Linked DNA regions of Mus musculus: regions 2, 3, 4, 5, 6 and 7 are each linked to region 1. Evidence: chromatin loops called from intact Hi-C (ENCODE). Cell type or tissue: heart. All regions are shown on one strand. Region 1 holds the start of Rcc1 (regulator of chromosome condensation 1). Region 2 holds the start of n-TAagc8 (a tRNA gene). Region 3 overlaps Taf12 (TATA-box binding protein associated factor 12). Region 4 holds the start of Ythdf2 (YTH N6-methyladenosine RNA binding protein 2). Region 5 has its middle 32 kb from the start of Ythdf2. Region 6 has its middle 17 kb from the start of Epb41. Region 7 holds the start of Taf12 (TATA-box binding protein associated factor 12).

What was found. Hi-C counts contacts between places; a loop is a spot of excess contacts. Peaks named below come from ENCODE experiments on the same cell type or tissue, not always from the same donor. Only the 100,000 strongest peaks of a DNase experiment are listed, where the experiment ranks them.
Region 2: it touches region 1 in a loop (10-fold over the local background); 14 of 42 quality-filtered maps call a loop at or near these places.
Region 3: it touches region 1 in a loop (6-fold over the local background); 18 of 42 quality-filtered maps call a loop at or near these places.
Region 4: it touches region 1 in a loop (2.6-fold over the local background); 7 of 42 quality-filtered maps call a loop at or near these places.
Region 5: a loop joins it to region 1, with 3 times the contacts of the local background. A loop is called at or near these places in 7 of 42 quality-filtered maps.
Region 6: it touches region 1 in a loop (5-fold over the local background); 11 of 42 quality-filtered maps call a loop at or near these places.
Region 7: a loop joins it to region 1, with 3.0 times the contacts of the local background. A loop is called at or near these places in 6 of 42 quality-filtered maps.

The regions. Positions count from the first base shown.
Region 1 is chr4:132,343,401-132,347,400 of GRCm38, reverse strand. Rcc1 (regulator of chromosome condensation 1) reads left to right here and starts at 1,651. Exons shown (of 10, transcript NM_133878.3): 1 at 1,651-1,755. RefSeq lists a cis regulatory region at 1,249-2,096. In heart, CTCF peaks have their summits at 490 (motif pointing right) and 1,619 (motif pointing right); a DNase peak (open chromatin) is centred at 1,690; H3K4me3 peaks cover 2,425 bases; H3K27ac peaks cover 1,535 bases.
Region 2 is chr4:132,513,166-132,517,165 of GRCm38, reverse strand. It overlaps n-TAagc8 (a tRNA gene), which reads right to left and starts at 1,158; the gene lies at 1,087-1,158. In heart, a CTCF peak has its summit at 2,228 (motif pointing right); DNase peaks (open chromatin) are centred at 1,565, 2,215, 2,665 and 3,255; H3K4me3 peaks cover 2,136 bases; H3K27ac peaks cover 1,817 bases.
Region 3 is chr4:132,291,639-132,295,638 of GRCm38, reverse strand. Taf12 (TATA-box binding protein associated factor 12) reads right to left here. Exons shown (of 6, transcript NM_025579.3): 5 at 3,688-3,776; 6 at 2,310-3,012. The coding sequence ends at 2,977. Among named protein-coding and RNA genes, the nearest start is that of Rab42, 9.7 kb to the left of the region's middle. In heart, CTCF peaks have their summits at 2,476 (motif pointing left) and 3,804; a DNase peak (open chromatin) is centred at 2,438.
Region 4 is chr4:132,210,038-132,214,037 of GRCm38, reverse strand. It overlaps Ythdf2 (YTH N6-methyladenosine RNA binding protein 2), which reads left to right and starts at 1,782. Exons shown (of 5, transcript NM_145393.4): 1 at 1,782-2,138; 2 at 2,582-2,606; 3 at 3,207-3,286. The coding sequence starts at 2,112. In heart, no CTCF peak of the experiment used is centred here; DNase peaks (open chromatin) are centred at 1,807 and 2,537; H3K4me3 peaks cover 2,752 bases; H3K27ac peaks cover 2,204 bases.
Region 5 is chr4:132,178,732-132,182,731 of GRCm38, reverse strand. No RefSeq gene overlaps it. Among named protein-coding and RNA genes, the nearest start is that of Ythdf2, 32 kb to the left of the region's middle. In heart, CTCF peaks have their summits at 950 (motif pointing left), 1,835 (motif pointing left) and 3,954 (motif pointing right); a DNase peak (open chromatin) is centred at 591.
Region 6 is chr4:132,087,080-132,091,079 of GRCm38, reverse strand. No RefSeq gene overlaps it. Among named protein-coding and RNA genes, the nearest start is that of Epb41, 17 kb to the right of the region's middle. In heart, a CTCF peak has its summit at 1,994 (motif pointing left); no DNase peak of the experiment used is centred here.
Region 7 is chr4:132,272,000-132,275,999 of GRCm38, reverse strand. It overlaps Taf12 (TATA-box binding protein associated factor 12), which reads right to left and starts at 1,625. Exons shown (of 6, transcript NM_025579.3): 1 at 1,513-1,625. In heart, no CTCF peak of the experiment used is centred here; a DNase peak (open chromatin) is centred at 1,659; H3K4me3 peaks cover 2,358 bases; H3K27ac peaks cover 2,307 bases.

The DNA of each region.
Region 1 (4,000 bases):
TCTTTTTTCTTTTTTTTTTTTTTTTTTTTTTTTTTTTTTTTTTTTTGGTTTTTCGAGACAGGGTTTCTCTGTATAGCCCTGGCTGTCCTGGAACTCACTTTGTACTTTGTAGACCAGGCTGGCCTCAAACTCAGAAATCTGCCTGCCTCTGCCTCCCGAGTGCTGGGATCAAAGGCGTGCGCCACCACGTCCAGCAAAGATTTATTTATTATTATACATAAGTACACTGTAGCTGTCTTCTGACTCGCAAGAGGACGTCAGATCTCATTACGGGTGGTTGTGAGCCACCATGTGGTTGCTGGGATTGGAACTCTGGACCTTCAGAAGTCAGTGCTCTTACTTGCTGAGCCATCTCTCCAGCCCCTCCTCCTCCTCCTCCTCCTCCTCCTCCTCCTCCTCCTTCTTCCTTTTTTAAATTTGTTTTTTAGTGTAGGAGTGCGTACACCTTCAGGCCAGAAGAGGGCATCAGATCCCTTTTATAAATGGTCGTGAGCCACCATGTGGTTGCTGGGAATTGAACTCAGGACCTCTGCCAGAGCAGCCAAGGGTTCTTAACCACTGAGCCATCTCTCCAGCCCTAAGCCATTTTTCACAGTGTTCTGCTTCTGGTGTTAGCTCCCAACTCCAACAATTCCCAGCTCTGAGTCATCTTTTCCTGCTCCCAGCCCTTACTCCCCCCTCCTTCCCTTACTATCTTGTAGTTGAGCCTTGCACCGCACACTTAGACAAAGCACTCAGCCACTGAACTACAACCAGTGCCCCTCTTCTCGCCCCAGGTTTTTTTCCTTCTTCTTCTTCTTTCTTTATGGGATAGAATCTCACTATGTATCCCTCCTGCCTCAGCTTCTGGAATGATGGGATTGTAGGCGGTGCCACCAACCCAGGCATTACCGAATCTACTTCCTGCTTGCTCTTTGCCTCTCCATTCTTGGTTACACTTTACCCAAAGTCCATTAAAGTTGTGAACATTTCATCTTGTGAGCAGAACCTTCCCATAATCACACACTGTCCCCGTAGACTAGACCTTTACCCTCTACTTTCAGACTATATGGCAGTTTCACATGTCTTACTCTCTGTCATTGCAAATGTCACCTCTCTGGGACAGGAAAGATGGCTCAGTGGTTAAGGGTGCTTGTTGCTCATGCAGAAGATGGGAATCCCATTCTAGCACATACATGGCAGGTCGCATCCATTTGTAACGCCAGTTCTACTGCAACCAATGCTCTCTTTCTGGCCTTTGAACTGTATACATACGTGGTACACAGATGTACCTACATGAAAAGCACTCATACATATAATAAATAAGGAAATGTTATTCATCCTGAATGCCTCTTCCACTTAGACTAATTAGCCGTTCCTGAGCCCTACCTAGACTGAATCAGATGGCTCTGTATAGATTGGGGTCTTTTGAGCCTTCTGCATATATAATTTGAAAACAAGAACCATCAGCCTTGTTTTGTTCCGTGCAGACCTCACGCACCAGATTTTCCTAAACAAACAGGAATTCTAGTAGTTCCTCCAGTTGGTTATTTGTCCACTCATCCCACTTTGGGGAGGAAATCTCCCAAGTACAGAATGCTGTGTACAAACTAGGAGCAGCCGCTCGCACTTCCCGCGGTGGCCGCCAGGGGCCGCCCGGCTCTGTGTTTTCCCTTCTGGCCAGGGTCGCGGCCGGAGGCCCGCAGAGCGCATGCTCGGGGCAGTTCACCGCCGGCCGCCGAGCGCCGGAGTTGCTTGTGGCCGCCCTGTCCCGAGGTAGGTCGCGCTCCGGTTCGTAGGGAGCCCTGGGGACGGGAAACCCGGAGGTGCGCGAGGTCGTGGTAGGCCGAGATCGCAACCTACATGGCGGGCTGCACGTGAAGCCGGCGGCGCTCCAGGCGCACGAGCTCCGGCCCGCGTGGGCCCCGCCTCGCCGGCGCTCGGGCCCCTTAGCCGTCGCGCTTGGGGCGCGCACTCCGCTCCGTGGCGGGAGATTCAAACGACTGATGCGCGGGGACCCGGGCGCGCGCGGCGGCGGGGAACTTGGGGAGCCGCCGGTGGGGAGGGGCCAGCAGCGTTCACAGACCGTGGCCTGTCCTTAACCCTCTTCAACCCCGTGTCACCCGGTTGTTCCGTGCCGCTGGGGAACAATGGTGACAAAGGCGGGTCTCCGTGACCTTTGCGGGACGCAGGGGCTCCCAGGCGAGTCTTCCGTGGGTCCACAGTTAGGGTCTCCTGAGATCAGCAAAGTATGCCCGTGGAACTTGAACGTCGCTGCTGCCACGTCTTTGGTTCATCCTAAATTAAGTCCTCCGACCACGTGTGCCGTGGGACAAGCTGAGGGTATGAAACAGACCCGGAAACTCCAAAGCAGAAGCCGTAACCGGGCTGTGGAGGGTTGGGGATAGCTTTCCAGGTGAGATTTTAATATGTTTGGGGTAACAGAATCAGGGTGATCCAGACATGGGGTACATACAGCACATGCAACCACTCGAAGAGTTTGGGTCATAGACATTGGTGCTTGTGGGGAGGGTGTGGAGGATACAGAGAAGGCTGCGTCACCCAAGAAGAGCATGCTAATGGAGCTCAGAAAAGATGAGTTAGAAGTGATTCACCAGGTTCTGGTTGCAGAGGCAACCAAGAGCAGGAGTCTGGATCGGGCAGGTCCCACTAGGTTCTCTTAAACCTTAGTCTCCTTGCCTTTAAAGGGAAAGTAATGTGTCCTATAATCTGTGCAAAGCTAGTTACTCAAACATCCCCCAGAACTATTGCCCCTCTCTCTCTAGGAAAAAAAAATTAACAGATAGCCCGAGGCTGTATCACTTACTTCTGGACCTGGGTGATGGACTTCCTGGTGTGGCTTGAGCGTGCTCAGTTCTCAGTTAGTTACTGGCCGCACACAGCAGCAGCCTGCCCAGGCTTTGCCTTCTCTCCTGGTAGCCTTTCTCACAGAGATATTCTTCCCTAAGTCTAGCTGGAAAGTTCTGAGTGTGGGGGGAAGGGAGGGACCACCGCTGGGGTTACCAAATGCTCCAGAAGTGGGAGTAACTGGAAAACCCTCCTCCTGGTGGGTTGTCTAACCTAGTCTACCCACCCCTTTGACTTAGCAGGTAAGGCTGTGAGCAGCTCCAGTCCTGGGTGTGTGTGTGTGTGTGTGTGTGTGTGTGTGTGTGTATGGGGGGCATCCTCTCAGCTGTCATCTCACCCATGGATGGTGTGCAATTCTATTCCTGACATGGGGACAGGTCTGAACTCTTAACGGGGTCATACACCGTAGGTGCTTATTAATGAAAGTTGACTCCTTCCTGGATTTTATTCTGAGTCTTGTCCGTTTTTCTCCCAGTTTTTAAATTCCCTGAAGATGAATCCCAGGGAGTGGAAGTAGGGGGTGTGATTACAGTGACAGAAGACAAGTCTTTTTAGGGTTGTGTGTGTGTATGTTTGAGTGCTTTCCTGCATGTATGCCCAGGTACCACATGCATTGGCCCAGAGAGGCCAGAAGAGAGCATTGAATCCCCTGGGACTGGAGTTAGAGGTGGCTGTGAGCAGCCTGTGTGCTAGGAACCACACCTGGATGGTCTTGAAGAGTGGCCAGCACTGAGCCATCTCTCCATTTCTTTTTTTTTTGTTGTTGTTGTTTTTTGGTTTTTTTTCGAGACAGGGTTTCTCTGTATAGCCCTGGCTGTCCTGGAACTCACTCTATAGAGCAGGCTGGCCTTGAACTCAGAAATCCACCTGCCTCTGCCTCCCGAGTGCTGGGATTAAAGGTGTGCGCCACCACGCCTGTTGTCCTGGCTCATTTCTTGAAGCAGGGTATGTCTCACTAGATTTTTGTTGGCTGGCCTTGAAGTGTGGCAATCACAAACCCTGCCTCTGCCCACCGCGCCCAGCTGGCCCCACCTTTTGGAAGGTGCTGCCCTTCCCTGCCCTGCTTCTGGGTTTGTGCAGTATCTAGAGTTGCCCAGGTACAGATGAGGAATGTGTGGCTCAAAGACAACTGGGGTATCTCAGGGTCTCTCCT
Region 2 (4,000 bases), 170 kb before region 1:
TTACGGATGGTTGTGAGCCACCATGTGGTTGCTGGGATTTGAACTCAGGACCTTTGGAAGAGCAGTCAGTGCTCTTAACCGCTGAGCCATCTCTCCAGCCCCCAATAAACAAATCTTTAAAAAAAAAAAAAGACAAGGTCTCGTGTAGCAGAGGCCTCTGAGGGCACCTTGTGCTCATCGGGTCACACACAGGCACATAAACGGAAAAGAAATAAACTACTGATTTTTTGTAAAGGATTAAAAGTTGAAGAGCCCAGAATGATAGCACAGGGGTATAATCTAAGCACTCCAGCTTGTGCACAGGACAAGCAGTCAGTCAAGGTCTCATATATCCCCCCACCCCACCCCACCCTCCCCCCACCCCCACCCCCGGTCTACAAAAGGCCAAGGAGACCTGTGCTACAAAAGACCCTGCATTATGTAAGAGCTTACAAAGACAATAAATACAAGCTGGGCAGTGGTGGTGCACGCCTTTAATCCCAGAATTTGGGAGCCAGAGGCAGGTGAATTTCTGAGTTTGAGGCCACCCTGGTCTACAAAGTGAGTTCCAGGACAGCCAGGGCTATACAGAGAAACCCTGTCTCGAAAAACAAACAAACAAACAAACAAACAAACAAAAAACAACTCTGGAAAGCCACCTACTCAGGGGACTAAAGTAGGGAAATCAATAGTTGTTCCTTTCTGTTCTTTAAACAACAAACAGGCTTCTCTTTCACTTTTTATTTATTTATTTATTTACTTACTTACTTGTTTATTTACTTATTTATTTATTTTTGATACTAGCACTTACTGAGTTTCCGAGATAAATCACTCTGTAGCCCAGTGTGGCCTTCAACAACCATTATCATGCCATGCTTGAGGGCCTCTTTTTTTGTTTTTGTTTTTCGAGACAGGGTTTCTCTGTGTAGCCCTGGCTGTCCTGGAACTCACTCTGTAGACCAGGCTGGCCTCGAACTCAGAAATTCGCCTGCCTCTGCCTCCTGAGTGCTGGGATTAAAGGCGTGCGCCACCACGCCCGGCAAGGGCCTCTTTAATATTAAAAATGTAACACATAGAAGCACTTAAGTGTGTAAATGGATTTAAAAAAAAAAAACCTGGAGATCGAACCCAGGACCTCATGCATGCTAAGCATGCGCTCTACCACTGAGCTACATCCCCACATGCGAAAGAATGTGTAGAGATTTAAAACACCAGGGGAGGCAACACAGACTTGCAATCCCAGATACTTGGGAAGTTGTGGCAGGGCCATCATAAAGTTAAGATCAGCCTCTGGATACATAACAAGTTTGAGTTCCGGATTTGAGTTATGGGCCTGGTGTACAGACCTAGTCTCAAATATTAAGAAAAAAAAAAAAAAAAGTAAGCCTTGTGCTACCAGCTCCCTTCCTGCTCAGGGCGGGCGGAGGAGAGGCAGGCGCTGAGTTTTAGACCAATCAGAGCCCGGTTGATAGGCAGAGCAAGAAGATTTTAAAGACCTTTCAGGTCTCCTCAACAGCTTCGGAGAGTTGCCTTGTCAGCCTGGAAACATGCCTGGTCCTATCCAGAGCGTCGCTGCAGGCTCCTATTGGCTTATTCTAAACCCCGCCCACATGTCTGCTCATTGGCCGCCGCGATTTACGTAAGAAGAGCCTGTTGCTGAGCACCAAGGGGTCGGGGAGGAGTGTTGCTGCTTTTGCCGAGGATACTTTGGGGAAAAACAGCAATATAAATAACAACCCCTGCTGCCCTGTTGAAGAGTTCTGCGTTAGCTTTCGTGCTCACAACAGCCCTGCTTTGACACAGCAGGAAACAGGGGCAGAGAGAAATGACTTGTTCTGATTTCACACGGTTTAAAAAGCTAGGACTGCCTCCGCCCTTCACCCCCTCTGCCCATCATGATAGGTAGTAGGGTACCATAGGAAACAATTTTTTTAAAAATCAAGCCACTGGATCAGACTGTTAAAGTGTCGGTTGGCTGGACCTTAACATCTGGTCTCCATGCCGCAGACAGTTTTCCGAGGGTTTTTAGCGAAGCAATGGGAGAAATATTTAGGCTGTGAAGTTTTATGAAAGCTTATTCCTTGCTAGACACTTCAGAAGCCACATGGTATTTACTTAGCCACCGCATGTCTTCTTATTAAGACCTTGACGCCATGATATGGGGTTCTGTACAGAATCCTTTGGAGCGGCCCTGGAAGCCTTTTTTCAGTTCACCGGGGTTGAGCTATAGCAAGATCTGGCCTGCAGGGGGCGCTGCGGGCTCGCTCAACTGATCAAACTAGAAAAGTCCAGCTAATTGCCCCGAAAGCACCCAGAATAGATGAGCCTTCATATTTTACTAAGAAAGATGAGCTTTTCCAAACTTGACGTTTTCTATCCAAAATGTGCAGTCGAGGGAAGTGACTTTATCAAGACAAACTCTGCACGTTGATCGGAGAGAGATCTCCTTCCGAACGAACGTCCTTGATTTAGTCGATAAAACTGATTCAAGAGTTGGGAAAGGAAGGGGCTTAATTTGGTGAATAGAGACAAAAACAAGCGATCGAGTCGCTGTTAGGATCGGAGCTGACTCTGTTTCTGGGGGTCTGTAACAACTTAAAGAGGTGAAGTCAGGGTTAGTCCTTGTTCGGGACCTCACACAATGGCTGCTTTAAGGAGCAAGTGAAGGTGAGTAAGCTACTGGTGGGTGTGTGGAGTGTCTCCTTTGGTTTTATCAAGCCAATCGGAGCGAGAGGGGCTTCTCTCCTACAAGAATTCCCTGGGCAGAAACTGTGTTCTGCAATTGGGGAGTTGGAAAATAGTAAGAGTTGGGGGGGGGACCCCACAAGGAGTGATAAACCATAGTGCCTGGAATGGTTACAATGTAAAGGCATTATAATACAATGATTCAAGAATTTGATGCCATAAAATTAATTCTGAAAAAAAAAAAAAAGATGAGAATCCCATTAGGTTTTTAGTCTGACAGGGTCTGAAATTGAAGAAGTCTCAAAAAAAAAACCTTTCAGATGTGATCTAGACATGTCTCCAGGAATCAAAAGAGCTTTGGCCAATCAGTGGCTTTAACACGGCTGATGCAAGAGTCCAGAGAGTATGGCAACAGGAGGAAGAAGGAGACCTTGCCTGACCAAACACTATGCAAGGCATGGGGGAGGGGTACGGGAGGGATGCGTCCACCCAGTGTCTAGCACACCTCCCCATCCCTCACCAAGCTGGCAGAGTCACTGCTGAATTGCCACAGCCAAACCTAGCCACTGGCACACACTCCATGGTCAAAACTGTTTACTGAATGAAAGAGGGAGGGAAGACGCAGATTTCTCTGAGCACAGCCTGCGAGTCCCTCCACCTCCGCTGGTTACTCTTACTCAGGTTCTAGCCGCCCTAGCCATCTTCAACCGGCAACTGAGCTTCCCACAGAGGCCCTGCCACAGAGATGTGCGGACACGCCCATTCTAGGCCACTTTACAGTTATGTCTCTTACTCCTAATTAATAGATCTGGTTTAGGCATCAATCACAAGTGCCAGCCTGCCTCTTAGCTATTCACTTCCTTCTTTCCTCACTGGTGGGACAGTTTCTGCTGTGGAGTCATACTGCCTTTGAGCATGTTGCACATTACTGAGCCACCTGACCTCGGCCAGCACACCTCTTGAGAGCTTCAGTTTTGTCACGTGTCAAACCGGGACATAAAGGCTACTTGAGGAGGTTGTGGTGAGAGTTATAATGGGCTAATGGGTGGATCCTGGACTCTTGTTAGTAGAGCAGAATACTGTTTAAAAGTCTGCGCCACCTCCACTTTCATTCTTTAGAAGCTAGGTCACAAAAGATCATCTGCTTTAGAGTATTAGTGTCTTCTGGTTCTCCTCCACAAAAATCATTTGCCTCATAAGTGGAGCTTATAGTTTTATCTCTGAAGATCAGAAAGTCAATTTTCTTTTTTACTTTTACAAAGGATCCCCTCATGTAGTTCATGTAGGGTCCCTTGGTGACTTTTTTTTTTTTTTTTAAATCTTTCAAGACAGGATT
Region 3 (4,000 bases), 52 kb after region 1:
GGCTGGCCTTCCAGCACTGCCCAGGACCACATGTGGCTGGAGTGGACTAGCAGGCAGCTTGTGAGGAGGCAGGCTAGAATCCTCAGTGAGGGTCCACTGACCCCTCTCACCCCCTTCCTTCTATGATAGAATGCTGGCAGACCTGATCTTAAAGACACTTGCAGATAGTCACTCACAGCTGCTCTGAGTGGGATGGTGACAGCCTGCAAGGTTGGCAGTACACAGCGGTCATCCCAGCACTTGGGTGTGGAGACAGCTGGATCTTAGACACATAACAAAGTCAACATCAAAAGAACTGAAACAAGGCTGGTGATGTGCTAGTCAGTATTCAGCCTGCTATTCCTTGCAGTGTATTCAATAAATCTGTTTACCTCAAGACAACGGCAACTAAACAATCAAGATGGTAACTGGGGCTTGGGAGATAGCTAGATGCTTATCCTAAGAGCACAAGGACCTGAGTTTGATGCCCAGAACCTACATAGAGATGCTGGACGTGGTGGTACACACTTATAATCCCAGTGGTGGGGATGTGTAGACAGGAGAATCCTTGGATAGCCAGTCTACCCTAATTGGTAGGTTCGAGTCCATGGAGAGACCCAGGCCCAAAGTAGGCAGATGACCTTCCTGAGGACCACACCTGAGGTTTCTCTTTGGCCTCCACATCTACAAGTGAATATGCATCTGTGAGTATAACACACACACACACACACACACACACACACACACACACACACACACACGTTCTGCAGAGGCAGAACAGGCTGTATCATCCTGTCTAATGCAATCTTTCCCACATCGCAACAGTTAAGACATGGCTCAGCTGGGTAGTGGTGGCACACACCTGTAGTTCCAGCTCTTGAGAGGCAGAGCAGGCAGATCTCTGAGTTCCAGGCCAACCTGATCTACAGAGTGAGTTCTAGGATAGCCAGAGCTACACAGAGAAACCCTGCCTTGAAAAACCAAAGACACTGTTCAAGTGAATTGGGTGGGAAGCCAAGAACAGCCTGCTGCCAACATAGCTCACCAAACCAAGGGCTCCAATGCCTGAGATGTCAGAATGAAGCCACACACTGAATCTGAGGACTGTCCACCCCTTTCTTCCTTTTATTATGGCTTCTGCCTACTGAAGGAATGGGCACAGCTTACAGAGACATGAACAGTCCTTCGGTGTGCTGGTAAGACAGTAAGACTGAGACAGAGAAAGCCACCTACCTGTCACACAGCTGATCAAGAATGATAATTTGACGTCTTATGAGTCCCTCACTTCTGTCATTGTACTTCCCCAATTCCCCTGTCCCTTTCGGTCCTCAAAAGAGGACTCAAGAGTCATTCCAGATTCCATCTTGGCTGCTGGCATCAGTTACTTGTTCCTATCCGGACTCAGTGGGACCCCTCTGCTGTCTGGTGTCACCAACAGAGCATCCTCTGAGAACATCTTCCAGTGGCTGTAGGTTCTGGAGAGTTAAGGCCCTCCTGACGCTAGGCCACATACCCAGAAGCTCAGTGTCAGGCGTGACCAGGGAAGAAGCTGGTTGTCCCCTTGCTGACTCTCCAGGCTGAAACCTCAGCCAAGAAAACGGCAACAGAAGCATGGCCTTTGAACTCCTCAGATCTATGAACTGTGTCACGTCTCCGACCAAGCCTCAGGAGGAAGATGACCAGAGCAGGGACCAAAGGTAGGTGTGGCTGTGCTGTGGCCCCTAGGAGGAGCAGCCACCCTCCCCTAAGCCCATGGTCCCTCACAATCCACAAGGCTTGTGCTGGGCGTGGGTCAGGATGATGACAGGGAAGAACATCCTGCTGTTGAGAGAGGCCCTGCTTTCCTCCGATGACAGAATCCCAGCAACAGGACTTCCCCCAGAGCTATTCACATCCTTCCTCAGGGACAAGGATGAATACAATCTTCTATGGAGATCCAGAGAGGTCTAAAGGGGCTCTAAGAAGCCAGGCATGATGATGCACACCTGTGGTCTCAGCTCACTGAGAGGGTCAGTTCAAGGATAGTCTCAGCAAGATACCAAGAGTTTGAAGCCAGCCTGGCCTACCCCAGAGCTTGCCTCAAAACACACACACCCCCCGAGAGCTTGCCTCAACACACACACACACACACACACACACACACCCCGAGAGCTTGCCTCAAAACACACACACACACACACACCCCGAGAGCTTGCCTCAAAACACACACACACACCCCGAGAGAGCTTGCCTCAACACACACACATACACACACACACACACACACACACACACACACACACACACACGCACACACACACACACACAAAAAGGTCCTATGGACACTAACATTATCAAAACTAGAATGCTTGTTTATTTTGGGGCTTAGCAGAGGTCACTGTGTCTGGTGGCAGAGAAAGTGCTCCAACTCCTACTGCTGGCTTGTTCCTTTGGAGTAAAACAGTGGGAGATCCCTGCCGGTTTCTCTAACAGGATCACTGCCTGTACTGCCACCTGCTGACTGCAGCGCTCCCAGCCTTGCTGGGACCCTGGCATTTCAAAGGCTCTCAGCTATGCACCCTGTGTCTTCAATTAATAACTCCTTTATTCTGGAAAAGCAAATCAAGTTCATATTCATAGAAACACTGACATTACAAAGTACAGGGACGGGGGGAGGAGGAGACAGACCCTCTACAAACTTGCTAACACTGTCTCACCCAACACGACCAAAATGCTCTTCCTACAGCCAATCACTTCTATAATAAACCACAGGCAAAATCTTCTCTGGTAGATACACTGCTTCTCTTTGAGACGGCAGGGAAAAGGGACCAGAAGGTGGGCAGGAGGCTTTATTCTTTTGGCAGATCTTCTCAGTCATTATAGATATTGCTGCACTGTTAATAAAAAATATATGCTTCTCTGTAAAGCATTTAAAAAAAAATCCAAGGATGAGATGGCTGAGGTCTCAGCTCAAGTATCTCCAAATACACGTTGTCCATTCCCTGACCGTTCCCTGTGTTATTTCTTGGTTGTTTTCCGGATCAGTGCCATTCTCTGAAAGGAGACAGAAATGAGCAGTTAACAGGGGCCAGAGTCAGGAGCCTTCTGGCACATCTAGAAAGCCACTAGCAAGTAGCACAGTCTATATTATAGGGAGCAGCACACAGGGCGGAGAGATGGTTAACGCCCAAGAGAACTCAGCCATGCCTGCCGAGCTCACGTGCAGCTGGCTTTTCCCATCAGGGAAGCTGTTGAAATCACAACAGCAAGGAGGCCAGGCTTGTCAGTGGGAGGCCAGTGCCCTTACTGGACTAAGGATGAGGACAACTAGTTCTTGATCAGAAATGACATCCTCACACTGTCAAGAAAGGCAGAGGACAGCAGCTATCGTGGCACATAACCCAGAGTGTTGGGCAGAAAAGCCTGGGTAGCTCCCGGCACAAGCCTGACACACCTCTTCCTCTGACCTGCGTGGTGTGTGACTTTCCAGGCCGGGTTTCAGTATGAGAGCAGGTGGGCGTGCCCACAGGAGATCTGGAATCAAGAGCTCTAAATGAAAATGCAAAGCGCGCTTGCAGCAGCGCAGCATTGGGGGAGCTATGACAGAGCTTCCTCTGACCTCTGGTGCAGTCACGTTGGCTGCACAGGGGACTGACACTCCAGGAGGCAGCTGCTTGTACTCCCTGTGAGATGCACACAGGCTCCAGTCCTGGCTCCCCAGCTCCTCACCTGTTTGTGAGCCTCTGTGGTACATGCTTTTTTGTAGGGTCGGATTTCCTCAGAGCCAAAGCCTGGGATCCACATGTTCCACTGGCGCTCTGCAAGGAAGACACCAGCACAGAACTGAGGCTGCAGCCAGAGGGCAGTGCAGCTGCAACAAGCTGCAAGCAAAGACAGACCTGGACTCCGAGTAGACACACACAGTCTCTCCAGGTTTCATTGTTTTTTAGCACTGGGTTTAGTACATACTAGGCAAACACTACCACTGAGCTATATCCTCAAGTTCTTTAACCTGTTTAATTTTAATTTCTACAAAAACATT
Region 4 (4,000 bases), 130 kb after region 1:
TCTCAGGAGATGATGTCTAGTCTAATTCTCTTTTTACAAAATCAAGCTGTCTCTAAATGCAAGCAATTGCTGATACAGTTTATATACAAAGCTGAGCCATGAGGTTGACTGGCTAATTATCTTTCATAAAAAAACCATTACTAGGCTTCTCTCATTCAATTAATGGGCTCTCCACCCTGAGATGTGACATTTTACTAAGAGTTCTTTAACTTTGGTGTCTGATCTTATTCACTTAAGCCATAAATGTGAGTATAAGCAGACAAGAAATGCTTTGCACTTACTTTGAGCGGTTTACAAAGTAAAATCCAAGAGTCTTGGCTTTTTCCTCCTGAATCTGTCAAATCCAAACCTTCTCTATCTAGCAAGCAGATGGCATTAGGTTAACAATAGTGCATTGCTCAGGTGTCTACCATTTGCAATAGCAAAACCTACTACTAAATATCCTTGTCCAGAGTGATTTTTTTTTTGTTTGTTTGTTTGTTTTTTGAGACAGGGTTTCTCTGTGTAGCCCTGGCTGTCCTGGCACTCACTTTGTAGACCGGGCTGGCCTCGAACTCAGAAATCTGCCTGCCTCTGCCTCCCGAGTGCTGGGACTAAAGGCATGCACCACTACGCCCAGCTCGTGATTTTTTTTTTTTTAAATTAAAAATGCCTTTGGTGGTGCATGCCTTTGATAACAGCATTTAGGAGGCAGAGGCAGGCAGAATTCTGAGTTCAAGGCTAGCCTGGTCTACCTAGTGAGTTTGAGGACAGCTAGAGGCACCCTGTCTCAAAACACAAACAAAAAACCCTACAAACAAAAAAAAACCTGCCTTTGCTCATCCTTTGGCTCTCCAGTGAATCTTAGCTCATGAATACAGGATTTCTTTTCTAGCTGTTGAAGAATGATATTATGTTGTTCTTTGTGTCAAAAGCACAGATCTATTTAATAACTTGATAACTTTGGCAGCATGCTTAATCTCCCTTTTCCCAGCTGTAACATTGTTTGATAGGCACTTTGAACTTGTTGAAAGTCTTTAAATTTAATGTGTCAGAAAGCACTTAATGACAAAGCCCTGCACACAGCACATACTGGAATAGCGTTCATTTTCCAGTCCTTAGATCACGAATATTTCCTCTTAGGGTCCAACAGACTTCAAGAAAGTGTGTGTGACACTGTGCATACGGGTGAGGTGTCTTTTTCTTGGGAATAAAGTCCAGAGTTTACTAGATTATTTTGGGGTCACTGACTTCTCTGAAAAAAAGAGAGTGTATATTTTTCTCCCTCAAAAGTCAAAGGGGTAAATGTCTTGTGTGCAGGGCAGTGAGGGCCGGCTTTTTAATATTTAGTGGAAGTACTGCTCCTGGGTGTTTTTTTCAAGTCCCTGAGGAAGGAAGGTGACAATAGTCTTAAGGAAGGGCGCGGGTGTCTTCTGGGCCGACCTCCATGAAGTTTTCCCTGTGAGCTCTTAGGACCTCTCTTCTGGTTCCTTTTCAAATTGGGGGAGAGTTATCAAATGCAGTTATGAGTTAGGGCTCAAGTCCTACACAGAGTAGAAGCCTCTGCCCCATTAAGAAAGGGGCTTCTGCGTGTTTTCTTAAGACAAAACAATTATTCTCTAGGTGTTTGCCAAAAAACTCCAGTGGTGACCCCCGGTGCCACCCAGGGCTCCTAGGCCCAAAGCGGCGGCGGTGGGGGCGGGGAGACCGCGCGCGCACCGCTTCCGCTCCTCCAGCCCAGCAGAGGGCGCCACGGGCGCGGCTCTCCCTTCCCGAGATGCTTCGCGCCGGGCCCTTCCGCGTGGGTCAGCGACTGTGAGAGTCAGCGCTCGCGCCGCGCGCGCCGCCCGCCTCTGCCGCTCGGCCTCCCCCATTCGGGCTGCGAGGGGGCGGGCGCGCGCTCCGGAGCATAGAGACGGGCGTTGAGCTCGGCGGCCTAGAGCGTCGCCGGATCGGAGCCGGAGCCCGAGTCGCGCGCTGTGTCTCTGCTGCGTCCGCCGAGGCGAGGCTCCGAGTGTCAGGGACAAAAGCCGCCGCCGCACCCTCTGCTCCCGTCGTCGGGGCTCATCCGCCGCCGCCGCTGTCCCGACGAGGAGTCCGCCGCCGTCGTTCCCCGTGAGGATCCGAGAGCCATGTCGGCCAGCAGCCTCTTGGAGCAGGTACAGGCCCAGCCCGCATGTCTCGGCCATTGTGTGAGGCGAGACGGGGCCCGACTAGGCCCGGGCCCGCCGCTCCTGGCCGGGCCGCGGCGGGCGCCTCTCGCGGCTCGGGATTCGGGCCTCAGACCGGCCGCGCCCTGAGTCTCCCGCCCGGCCCGCTCTTCCCGCTCCTCCCCGGGCCGGGCCGGCCGCGCCGCGCTCCCTCCCAGTAGCGGCCCGGGCTTCCCTTCCTCGTTTCCTCTCTTTCCCTCGTGTGGCTGCCGGGTGGCCGGGCTGCCGGGGCTGCCCCGCCGGCCTAGCGCTCGTCCCCGCCTCCCCCTCACCACGCGTCCCCCCCAGGCCGGTTCCTTTCTTCCCTGCTCGGGCCCCGCGTTCATTTGTCTTTCCTTTTCCGTTTTCTTCTCGGACGACTTGCTGCTCGGCGACGTCCCCTCCTCTCGCAGAGACCAAAAGGTCAAGGAAACAAAGGTAAGACCCCGCTCCTCCGGGTGGCCGCCGGCCGGGATGGGGAGGGGGGTCCGCCGGGCCGTGGGGGCGGTGGCTCGAGGACGCGCCCCGGGGAAAGGACCTTTCCGAAGCCGCTCGGGTCGCAGGTGCCGCGCGCGGGGCGGTCGCCCCTTTTGGTGTGGCCCTGCAGCTGGCGGGCAGCTTTTTTCGTTAACAACGAGTAATTCATGAGCGGCCGGGGGTGGAATGCATTTTGAGAAGCACCAGGTCCTTAGTTTTCTCGTAGGTCTTAGGAGCCCTTTGTGTTTCCTCCTCGTGGAGCACTTTCTGGAAGTCACTCACATGTGAAGGAAGCGGGGAGAGAAAGCCGGAGGGAATTGAAATTCGAAGGAGCCAATACACTGACCTTTTAAAAAGATCAGCTCGCTCTGGGGTGGAGACTCTTTTTCACTGTCCGGCTCTTGCTTCAGCCCTGGCGCTCATCGTTATTCCCCGGAGTTTCAAACCAAGTGACTCTTGGAACTAGCATGGTTTCTTCCTGGTGTGAATGTAAACTGATGGATGGGTTTGGAAGGGAGCTCTTCGGACCAGGGCATTGCTAATTTAACTTTTCCCCTCTAGTACAAAATGGTTCTGTGCATCAAAAGGATGGACTAAATGATGATGATTTCGAACCTTACTTGAGCCCACAGGCAAGGCCGGTGAGTAGTAAATTGTTCTATATTATCTGAGGGGACAGTGTACTGTTAGACTTTCTCTGCCCTGTCTCACTTTTGTGTTTGGGTGTGTTTGGGTGTGTGTGTGTGTGTGTGTGTGGCTGACTCCTAATACAACTTACTAATTTGTTATATAAAACATTAAAGATATAAGCTGTGTGGTCAACAAAGCATGTGCTCTGAGACTGCATTACTGATAACGCGAGTTGTATAAGAGCTGTTATGCTGGCATGAGTAATTGCCCCTTGTTTGCCAGGAAAGGATTAGTGCACAGCTTAAGAATATTGGCCAGAGTTTAGCCTGAGCTCTAAAGAAAACAAAACCTTGTCTTTTAGGGAAATTGGGATGATAATGTAGTGAGGAAATTCTAGTGAATGATCACCTGAACCTCACCTATACAAAACTTACTTCTCTTTTGTCTCCAGTGAGGCTCTTTGTGTATTAAAACTATTTCAAAGTGAGACAGTGGGGCGCTAGATGGTGATTTTTGGTTGTTTAGTATCTGTAGAGAACAACTTTGTGCATAGCTCTTTTGGCTAATGTGTTTGTTAAAGGAGGCTAAAACACTGTTGAACACAGTTGACATTCAGACCAAGAATGATTGCGGTTGCAGGTAGGGCCAGGTAGAGGGCTTATGCATCAGTGTGTCCTTCTAGTGTAGTTCCCATTGCCACCAAGAAAAGTTTGAGATACATTTAT
Region 5 (4,000 bases), 160 kb after region 1:
CAGCCCTTGCTGTTTTAGAACTCTGTAGACCAGGCTGGCCTCGCCCAGCCTTATTTTTTTCTTTCTTTTTTAAACATGGTGATTGATTTAGGTAGAGAATTAACAACAGAATGGAGACTTAAACGTTTCACTCCCTCCCCTTCCTAACTGTGTGAGGACAGGGTCTTTGAATTGAAGGGTACTTTTATTTGTACTTATTCTAAACTGGGGTTTAGGATTGGTTTTCATCCTAAAAGAAATTTTTTTTTTTACCTTTAGCATGTTGCAAGTTGTGGTTTCCATTCCTCCAGTGGAGAATGGCAGCAGACTAGTTTTCGGTTCCTTCTTGGCGCTTAGAGAGTGTGGGGATTCACTTGGGTTCTTCCAAAAATGCCCTGAAGATGAGGGTGTAGGCCTTAGGCCTCAGATCCGAGGGGTGCATTCCAAGTTTTCCCCTGCCTTGGGAGGTGAATCAACACAGGCAGCTGTGAAGCTCCTTAACCTGAGGCTCAGGAATCGCTGCTGGAGGCCTTGCAGGTGCAAAATGTGCTTTCCTGAAAAGGCTAAGGGGGGGGTGGTGCGTGGTGGTGATGATTCCACCCGCCTGAGTCCGGAGGCTGCTTCTGGAAGACTCTGGAACTCCCACCGTGTTCTGGTGGCTGCCTCGCTGCTGGACCAGTGCTGCACTCTACTGCAGTTCCAGTCCGTTTAACCTGTAGCCAGGACGGTCCTGGGGGCACAACATGGTCTGCTTCTGCGCTTGCGCAGCCTTCCTAGCCAGAAGACACCTTGTTTGGAAGGCAAAGTTGTCTTTTATCCCTTGATTTATTGTATGTGTGGGAGTTGGCTCTTTCCTCCGCCTTGTGAATCCCGGGATTGACCTGAGGACATCGATCTTGGCCGCTTAGTTATGTGAGAATTCTCAATGCTGAAAGTTGGAAAGCCCCACCTGCTGGCCGAGCTGCCCTGTAACCGATCAGCACCCTCAGGAAACCCCCAATTTTGCTTCTCTGTCCGGTGTTGCTGTCAACGGTTTCATTTCTTCCTGTACTGAATCATTCAATTCAGCCTGTTATTTTGCGCACCCTTGCTGCTCCTGCTGGGAACAGGGGGAAAGAAGGAGGAGAAGAACGCACTGAGTTTAGAGACTGGGGAGAGAGTGCTCAATGAGAGCAGAAAGTGGTACAGCTCTGGAACCCAGCTGATTGGAAAATGGAAGCAGGCAGGTCACAAGTTCAAAGGTCAACATGGCAACGTATGGATACATTCACCTCCTAACTCTCAAAATGCAAAAAAGTCCTCAGCGGTAGAACACTTGCCTAGCTTTTCAGCAAGCCAATATTGAATCCCCAGTATTGTGCATGCGCTGTGTTGGCGAGTCGGATTGTATCTTCCTACAAAATCGTCACAGTTGGACTTCCCAGTGTGGCTTCTCTTTTGGTTTTTATTTTTCGCAGCCTCACCTCTCCCGGTGTTCTGCTCCATCCTCACCCCGTTATGATTTCATCATTGTAAAGAAAAATGGCTGCTGAAGGCAGTGATTTTTTTTTTTTTTAATAGAGCTTTAAATTAATTTCAGGACCAGGAACGATCACTTTAATGAATTATTTGATGTGCTGGAGTGAGAACCTGAGTTAGAGTCCTCAGCACCTGTAAAAAGCTGGATCCCTGCTTTGGGGAGGTGAGGGTAAGAGGATTCCTTGGGACTTATCTTTAATAAATTGCTTTTGCGTGGTGTGGAGAGATGGCTTGATGTTTAAGAGCACTGACTGGCTCTTCCAGAGGACCTGGATTCCATTCCTAGCAGCCATCTGTTAACTCCAGTCCCGGGAATCCAGCAGCGCTCTCTTCTGGCTTCTGCGGATACTGCATGCATGTGGTAATATGCGTACAAACAGCCCAAACATTCCTTTTTAAAATGACATTTGTCAGCAGAGTGGTGGTGCCACATGCCTTTAATCCCGAGTGCTGACTCGGGAGGCAGAAGCAAGTAGATCTCAGAGTGGTCTACCCAGTGGGTTTCAGAAAACCCGGCGTACATATAGAAACCTTGTCTTGAAAAACCAAAATAAATAAATGGCTAAATTATAAATAATTATTACATTTATTGATTTAGTATATATGCATGCAGAGGTCAGCCTTCAAAAGTTGTTTTTGTTTCTTCGTCATGTGGGTCCCAAGTACCCAACTCAGGTAGGCAGGCTTGCTCAGAAGCACCTTTACTGGCCCATCTTGCCAGCCTGGGAGACCTTGTCTTAAGAATAAACTGTAGTTGCGATTTGGGTGGTGTGCTACAGAGTCTCGTTTACTTATTTACCTACTTCCTTCTCTGTGTTTCCTCTCCTGTTCACTCTAACCCCTCAATCAGCTCTCCAGCTCCTCCCAGTGCTGACTCCCAGTCTGCCGGCTTAGCCTGGCAGCCATGGATGATGTTGCTGGTACATTGATCCTTTGTGCATTTGAACCCTGGCAAGGCATCTTTCTTGACATGGAGGGGCACTGTAGCTCTAGTACTTGGGAGATGTAGGGGGATCATGAATTTGACTGAAGCCAGCCTGGGCTACATAATGAAGGCTGCTAGGAGAAGACTGGCTTCCAGGCAGCTATGACAAGCCCATGCCCACAGTGTCACATCTACTTCAACACGGTCACATCTCCTAATAGTGCTACTCCCTGGGCCAAGTATATACAAACCATCACAGGTCAATACATTTAGACAGACCAAATCTGTCTCCTGAACGCTGCAGTGTTCCACTGTCCCCATGGCTATGTCATTAGCCATTTTATTCATGTCTGTGTCCCAACCCCAAATTTTTCCCTGATCTGTTCCACCTCATTAATAACCAATTTGTCCATCTATGTCTACGCTGCTGGTTTTATGCCAGCTGGACACAAGCTAGAGTCATCTGATGGAAAAAAAAATGTTCCCCTAAAGTCAGGCTGGAGGCAAGCCTGTAAGGCATTTTTCTTAACTAGTGATGGGTTGGGGAGGGCCCAGCTCATTGTGGGTGATGCCATCCCTGGGCTGGGGGTCCTGGATTCTATTTTGTATCACTACCTGCCTCTGGGTTCCTGCCTTGACTTTCATCAACAATGATCTGTAAGCCTCTCTGTCTTAGGGTTTTATTGCTGTGAATAGACACCATGACCACTGCAAGCCTTCTACTGGAAAACATTCAATGGGGGCTGCCTTATGGCTGGAGGGGTTTCATGCATTATACTCATGGCAGGAAGGCAGACATGGTGCTGGAGAAGTAGCTGAGAGTTCTACATCTGGATCCGGCAGCAGGAAGAGAGAGATACTGCTCGGCTTGGCTTGAGCCTCTGAAACCTCAAAGCCTTTCTCCCATCCCTTCCTCCAATAAAGCCACACTTACTTCTACAAGGCCACACCTCCCATTAGTGCCACTCCCTTCATACTGTGCAAGTGTGGGGCTCTGAGTTCGAATTTCAGCGCCTGTGTAAAAGACCAGACGTGGTTGAATGTGCTTTTTCTGGAGAAGCAGAGACAGATGGCGCTCTCAATCTTGCTGACCAGCCTAGCTAAATTGGTAAGCCTCAGGCCCCAGTGACTGTCTTAAAAACCAAAGTGGGGCCGGCAGTTTGGCTAAAGGTCCCTGTAGCCTGACATTGCAAGCCTGATGACTAGAGTTTAATTCCCAGAACCACATAAGGGTGGAAGGAGAGAATTTATCTACAAAAGCTGTTCTCTGACTTCCATATGTGTGTTGTGGTACATGAGTGATCCCATCTCTGTCTCTGTATTACACATCACACACACACACACACACAGAGGAACAAAAAGATTTTGAGTGTGTTGTGGTACATGAGTGATCCCGATCTCTGTCTCTGTATTACACATCTCACACACACGCACACGCGCGCGCACACACACACACACACACACAGAGGAACAAAAAGATTTTGAGTTTCCTGAACGCGAGAAACTGGGAACTGTAATACTCCACTATGCCAGTAGGTGGCACTAAAGTAGCATTTCTGAGCCAGCCTCTCAGCCTAG
Region 6 (4,000 bases), 260 kb after region 1:
GGCTGCACAGAGAAACACTGTCCCAAAAAACTAGAGTCTCTCTCTCTCTCTCTCTCTCTCTCTCTCTCTCTCTCTCTCACACACACACACACACACACACACACACACACACACACACACACAAGTGGGAAGAGACTCTAGGGCTTATTTCTTCTTTGAATAACATATATCAGGTTCCGTGGCCCCATTTTAAAGTAATTTGTGCTTGGGCCAGACACAGTGGCACATACCTGTTATTCCAGCACATAGAGGACTGAGAGGCAGGTCAAGCCAGCCTAGGCTGCATAGTGAGATTATATCTCAACACACACACACACACACACACACACACACACACACACACACACACACACACACACACGAGGGCTGGTGTAGTAGTTCAGCTACCACATCTAAAACCTGATTTAATCCCTGGAACTCGAATGGTAGAGAGAATTGACTCTCACAAGTTGTACTCTGGCATCCACTTATGTACCATGGTATGTCTCTGTCCCCTCAACAAGTAAATAAATAAATAAATAATGTAAGTTTAAGACGATCTGGAAACATGGCTCAGTGCTTTAGAGCAATTGTTACTTTTGCAGAGGACCTGAGTTGAGTTCCCAGCAGCCATGTGTGGTTCATAACCATCTATAACTCCAGCTCTAGGGAATCCGACTACGTCTTCTGGCCTCCTCAGTCACCAGCACACACGTGCTGTACAAACATGCATATTGGCGAAACATTCATACACATAAAATTAATCTTAAAAATTTTAAATTGAAAAAAGAAAACATGTGCATAGACTTTCTAAAAGATTTAAACCTAGGCATAGTGGCACATGTCTTTAATCTCCGCAACTGGGAGGCAGAGGCAGGCAGAGCTCTGTGAGTTCAAGGCTAACCTAGTTTACATAGTGAGTTCCAGAACAGCCAGCCAGAGGTACATAGTGAAACCTTGTCTTACACACACACACACACACACACACACACACACACACACACACACACACTATGTATATATATGTATGTGTGTGTGTGTAGCTAGAGAGACAGCTTAGCAGTTAAGAGCATTGGCTGCTCTTGCAGAGAAGCTGGGTTCAATTCCCAGCACCCACATAGTGGCTCACGGCCACCTGTAAACTCCTGTTTCAGGAGACTGATTTCCTCTTCTGACCTCCACAGGAATCAGGCATACACGTGGCAAACAGACAAGACATCAGACATGCAAGGCAAAACATTCGTATAAATAAAAGCACACACACACACTAAAGTAAATATATATATTAAAAGTATATATATATTTTAATAGAATGTGTTCATTAGAGAAATGAGAAACCCGATAAAAATGGAAAACAAAGAGATACATAAATCATTCACTAGTCCATTAACATTTGGGTATGTTTCCTTGCCAGATTCACCCAGGTGTCTCCAGGGCACCCCAGAACCCTCTGAAATGGGGCATTAACTACATCTTACCGCAAGATCATGAACCTTCATCACATGTTTCAAGGTTGCGGGTATCAAAAACTCCAAGAGGTGCCACGCAATCACATAAAAATATAGTCACATGCGGGGCAGTGGTGGCGCACGCCTTTAATCCCAGCACTTGGGAGGCAGGCGGATTTCTGAGTTCGAGGCCAGCCTGGTCTACAGAGTGAGTTCCAGGACAGCCAGGGCTATCCAGAGAAACCCTGTCTCGAAAAACCAATACACACACACACACACACACACACACACACACACACAAACACACACACACACTTGCGTGCACACACAGTCCAGACTTCGCACATACATTCCCCATACTTTGGGTACATTTTGTTCTCATGCAAAAATTCACTCTTGGCTTTTATTCCTTTACACCTACTAACGTGTGTCAATGCTACAGACATGTATACGCACTCTGTACGTCACTTCTCACCAGGTGCGTGTTGGCACACTTAAACAGTCCAACTACTTGAAGAAATTTAAGAGGAGCTGCCTAACGTCACAGACACTGCTGCCACCTACAGGCCATCTCTTGCACTTGCGCCCTTTTTCAGCTTTTCCATTCTGACAACTCTGTTCCCAGACTGATGGCCTCATCCCTGGAGCTGTTGGCTCCTAATAAACATGTTAATTGAATGAACCAAAAACATTTAGTTTTCTTCCCTATTTTTTTTTGATGACAGGGTCTCATGTGTCTCAGTGTAGCCAAGACTAATGAGCCACCACCCTCAGCAAAACACTATTTTAAAATTGTCTGCCTATCTATCTATCTATCTATCTATCTATCTATCTATCTATCCATCCATCCATCCATCCATCCATCCATCCATCCATCCATCCATCCATCCATCTATCTATGTATCTATCTAATATATTTACCTATTATCTATGTATATCTATTTATCTATGGATCAATGTATCTATTGATCATGTTTGTCTATCAAGCCTAGGACTATGCACACCTGGCAGGCATTCTCTCAGAGAACTATTATACCACCAGCCCTAAAAATACTTTGAAATGGAGTATTTTGTTGTTTTTGCTTGTTTTTAAGCAGACTCTAAAGCGGGCTTACTAGGAACCTGAACTCACAAGCTCCTCCCACCTCAGCGTCCTGCCTCCTGCCCAGTTACTAAATTAGGGTTGTTGGCAGGCTAATTTAGGGTGCACCTGAAGTGGGTATTCTTACAGTGGGAGGAAGGAGGCTAGGAGGAGGGATGTGGAGGAGAGTAAGAGGTAGTGATGGGGATGTGGTTATGAACATATTACAGGACACACTCATGTGAAAATGTCACGATGACTTCCACCTATGTTTGAACTTTTCTCTGTAGCATCTTACGTAGCCCAGACTGGCCTCAAATTTTATGTAGCTGAGGGTAGCCTTGACTTTCGGATCTTCCTGCATCCACAGCCTGTGCTCTGGGTCACAAGGCCATACCTGGATAGCAACCAGATCCACGGCTCCATAGCACGCCTACTGAGTTACATTCTCGTCCTGGAGTCTGCTGTTTTATTTTTTATTTTATTTTATATGTATGGTTGTGTCTTTCTTCTTTCATTTCCTTTCCTTTTCTTTTTTTTTTCCTTTCCTTTTCTTTTGCCTGAGTGTATGTCTTCACACCATGCCTGGTGCCTTTGGAAGCCAGAGAAGGCATCAGGTCCCCTGCATTTGGAGTGACCGGTGGTTATGAGCCAGCTTGTGGGTACTGGGAATTGAGTCCAAGTCTCTGGAAGAGCACTTGATACTTTTAACTGCCGATCTGTCCCTCCAGCTCCCAAAGCTCATTGTTTTGTATTTTACTTTAAATGGAAATTTTAAAGGGAAAAAGTGGGGTTTCATTCATTCATTCATTCACTTTACATCCCAATATCAGCCCCCCTCCCAGTACCCCCTCATGCAGATTCTCTCCCCATTCCACTGTCCCCTTCTTTTTTGAGTCCCTCTCTGGGTGTCTTCCCCCTTCCCCCCACCCCCTTCCCTTGCATATCAAGTCACTGCTGGACTAGGTGTGCCCTCTCCCACTGAGGCAGACCAGACCAGACAGTCCACTTACGGGAACAGTTTCCACATTGTTGGTTTTTGAAACAAGGTGTTTGTATCCCAGCTGGGCCTTCAGCTTGCTAATTAGCTGAGGATGGCCTGGAAGTGCTGACCCTCCTGCCTCTATCTCCTTAATGTTAAGATTATAGGCATATACCACCATGCCTGGTTTTATTCGATGCTGGTGATCAATCGTGGAGTGTAGCACATTCTAAATAAGCATTCTACGAACTGAACTAACTACTTCCCAGCCCCAAACAAAGTATTTGTAACAAATGGGGAGGTAGAGGAAGCAAAGAGGGGAAGCGACTTGCCCAAAGTCACCCAGCTGCTTCTGATACAATGGTGCTCTGAACAGAAAGAGGCCAAGCTGAGAACTTTTGCTGAGACTCCCATGAAGCACAGTCAAGATCTCCTCTCCTAGAAGGTCAGGAGACACACTTACAGGAGGATGAGAGCAACCGGGAGGGATGGTTTCCCAAGAGGGCCTCT
Region 7 (4,000 bases), 71 kb after region 1:
AGTTCCAGGACAGCCAGGGCTACACAGAAAACCCTGTCTTGAAAACAAACAAACAAACAAACAAACAAACCAAAAGAAAACAGAACAAAAAGCCCAAAGTGCTTAAGTTGTGCACGATTCATCTGAGTAGGTTTCAGTCCTGGGTCTTTATGAAGGGAAATGACAGGGTCCAAGTCACTCTTCTAAAAGCAATCCCTAGAAAATGTTCTAGGCCACATTTACTTGTGAATTTCTCAACATCTTATTGAAAAATAAAATTTATAAATAAATAAAATAAATAAAAGACTTTTCACTTAAAAGTTTGTTTCCTCCCTTGTAACATTTATGCCAATGCCATACATAATAGGTACTAAAATATTAAAATCCGTTAGAAAAAAATCCCTTCTGAGTTTGAGGGTAGAGATTCTAAAAGCATTTATTCAAATAATTTCAAGCAAGCATCTCTTCTTCGATGTACATGGTAGAGTACTGTATAACCTAAGAATCTGGCTCACAGTGATCCTAATCCCTCTTTGCATCCTCTTTTTCTTAAATGTAAAAGAATTCAAAGTGTTCTTTTGCTGCCCTTCCATCTATGACAGTTTGCTAGTGATATAGAGATCTGTGCTCAACGGGGGCTGAATGGAACAGGGCTTAAGGTACTTATCAAGTATATAACTGAGTTCAAACTGCTTTCAGCTTCACATCTGATTCACAATAATGAAGAAAAACGAAGACGTTTCATGTGGCTTTTCTAGGTTAAGTAACGGACACAAGAAAAAGCCTAAATGCCAAAAGCCAAATAGGCAGCGCCAAGAAGTCTTCCCCCGAATATATATATCCTAATCCTCCGGGTACAGAGAACAGATCGCTAAACCTTTTCAACTTTTCTCCCTTGAAGGCTGATCTCCCAGCCGTTAAGGACCCCCTAGTTCCTTCACTTTTAGGAGCTCGGGTCCTTACATCTCTGTCCCTCCAGAAACTCTTGAGTCTGAAAGCCCGGATCTTGTCCCCAAAGAAGACCCAGTCCTCACTGCCCGCTTCGATTCCCTTTCAAATTCAAGTCTTCTCTGCCTCCTTCTCTAGCTCCAGTCCTCAAGTCTTTGCTGCCCGGTTTCTGAATCCTTAGGAGCTGGGACTTTACTGTCCCGCTTCTGTCTCTTAGGAGCCCGAGTCCTCTCGGGCTCCACTTTTACCTCTCTGGAGCCTGTGTCTTCACGCCCCGTTTCGTTCCTACCCTCGCCTCCTATAAAGTGCGGGATCCTCACCATCCTGTCCCTCTCAGAAGGCTTTCCCTCAGATGCTGCAGAATCCACATCCGTCCCCGTTTCCTAAGTCTCTCATTCAGAGCTCGAGTCCCCAACAGCCGCTGCTTCTGCGAGCCCGAACCCCTCAAGTCCCGTCCCAAGAGCCTGGGCTCCTCAGCCCCGTCTCTTCCACAGCCTAGTTCTTCCAGCACTGACCCGCTGTGGGTCTGGGTCCTGACACCCTCCTCCCGCTCTTCGTCCTCAACTGCCAGGGCCCAAGACTCACAGGCAGCAGCGTCTATCTCCCCATGATATGCGGAGACTGCCCCAGTGAAGCTTTCGTCTCAGCAGCCGGTCCGACTGCGCGGCCCTCCCCAAGCACTTCCGGCACCGCTCCCCGCCTCCAACCCGGAAACGCGCGGCTCTTCCGGCCGCCGGGCGCGCGCCTCACTAGCGCAGGCGCAGATGGTACTACAACACGTGGTAGGACTGTGAGCCCAGCGCCTGGCTTGGCAGGTCGGGCTTTCTGCTCTGTGTGGCTTGCTGGTGGCGTGGGTCTACTCTGCGTCCCCTACCACGGCGTGAATCCCTGTCCTAGATGTTTCTTTACGACTCATCTCTTTCACGAGCGTGACCGGTAACCGACGGCCTCGGAGAGCTTCCAAGTCGCCATTTTTGGTTGGTGCCTTTGTGGTGCTATAAGGATGGGACCGCAGTTCTGCATAGATACCAACTATGGGACTCTCAACCAGCACGAGAACTTGGAGACTAGAGAAGCTGATTGTGCCTATTAGTTAATCTGTAGTCAACATACACTTGGACGAGAGCTGTCTGTGAGGGACTGGTTCAGTCCCTCACTTGGAGTATGTCATGTAATAGTGGAAGAAACGTGAAATTCCTAAGGGATGTAGGTTCTCAACTTGAATTGAAAATTCTTACTCCAAAGCCCGGGCTGGTACAGTAACTGTTAAACCACTAAGCCCTGAGATTTGAGTACTTTTTTTTTTTTTTTTTTTGCTAGGCATGTAAGCAACAGGCAGTTTCAGTCCCCGGCAAGGATTCTTAGTAAAATAGAGATCTCGCAAACGAGTGTATAGAAGTCTGACATCTCAGAGCTATCAACGGTTCCTGCCCATAAAGAATCCATTCTATCTTTGTATCTTCATCCCATTAGGCTCATCCACCCTCTTGGTCCAAAATCCTGGATGCAAGGGCTTAACCATTAAGTGGCAAACTGTTTATAACCTTATTTTTCTTTTTGGATTTATTTTATGCGGAAAAGTGTTTTGTCTGCATTTATATATGTACACCATGTGCATTCCTGGTGCACAAAGAGGTCAGAAGAGGGTATCTGAAGCCTTGCAATTGAAGTTACAGATAGTTGTGAGCCACCATGTGACTGCTGGCATTGACCCAGGCCCTCTGCAAGACTGCCAGGTTCGAGAGAAAGCCACCTCTCAAGCCCCAGCTTTATTTTTCTATCATGGTTCTCAGAGTTTGGCCAATCAGTTTTTGTGCTTGCATCCTTGGATGTACTAAACTGTTTTTTTGTTTTTGTTTTTGTTTTTTGCTGTGTGCTGGGTATATCCTGTTGGGGAAGTCAGTCATCATTGTCCTTAAGAGTTTACAGGCGCTAGGCAGTGCTAGCTCATGCCTTTAATCCCAGCACTTGGGAGGCATGGGCAAGATTTCTGAGTTTGAGGCCAGCCTGGTCTACAGAGTGAGTTCCAGGACAGCCAGGGCTACACAGAGAAACCCTGTCTCAAAAAAACAAGCAAACAAAAAAAAAGACTAGATGAGCAGTAAGGCTGAAGTTTGGTTAGGGGACAGGAAGGGACAGGTGGAAATGGGGGGTGGATTTTATTCAGTGTTCAGTGGAAAGGCATGAAAACTGAGGATTGAGATGGTAATTTGTATTTAAGGAAGCATTGGGTGGATGGGTAGGGTGGATGGGTATCTTGGCTCAAACCATTGGCCCCTACTCTCGGGAGGCAGAGGCAAGTCAGTTTCTGAGTTTGAGGCCAGCCTGGTTTTCAAGCTAGCCACTGCTCCACAGTAGGTGCATGTGTCAAATAAAGTGTGTGGCGATAAATGAACACTTGGATTATAGAAGGGCCCCTTGATGGACAGAGGGTAGCACCACTGGGCTCCTCACCAGTTTCTTTTCTTTTCTTTCTTTCTTTTTTTTTTTTTTTTTTTTTTTTTTGGGGTTTCCAGACAGGGTTTCTCTGAATAGCCCTGGCTGTCCTGGAACTCACTCTGTAGACCAGGCTGGCCTCGGACTCAGAAATCTGCCTGTTTCTGCCTCCCAAGTGCTGGGATTAAAGGCGTGCACCACCACGCCCGGCTTCACCAGTTTCAACTACACCTCTTCCCATTTATGAATCTCCTTTCTTTTGTAGCTCCTACTTTATAAAGGGCAGGGAACTCCATACGTTATTAAAGTGTAATGCCCAACAGTCTATTTTTTTGTTTGTTTGTTTCAAAAGTATTCATCTGCTTCTTCTACACACTCTTTTTAATGTAAGAACATTAGGGGCGGGGGAAGGGCTCACGAGTGGGTAGGAACGTTAGGAACGTGGTGTGCAAATGTAAGGATCTGCATGCCGTCCCCAATATCCTGAGGAAAAGCTGGGCCAGGCTGATGTCAGTAAGCTCTGGGAGCTGAACACGGGGATCTCTGCAACTTTCAGAGTAGAGGACCCTGGAGACAGGCAGCGTAGTGAGAGCTAACATGCACACTTTTTTTTTTTTTTTTAACTTTTTAAATCTTA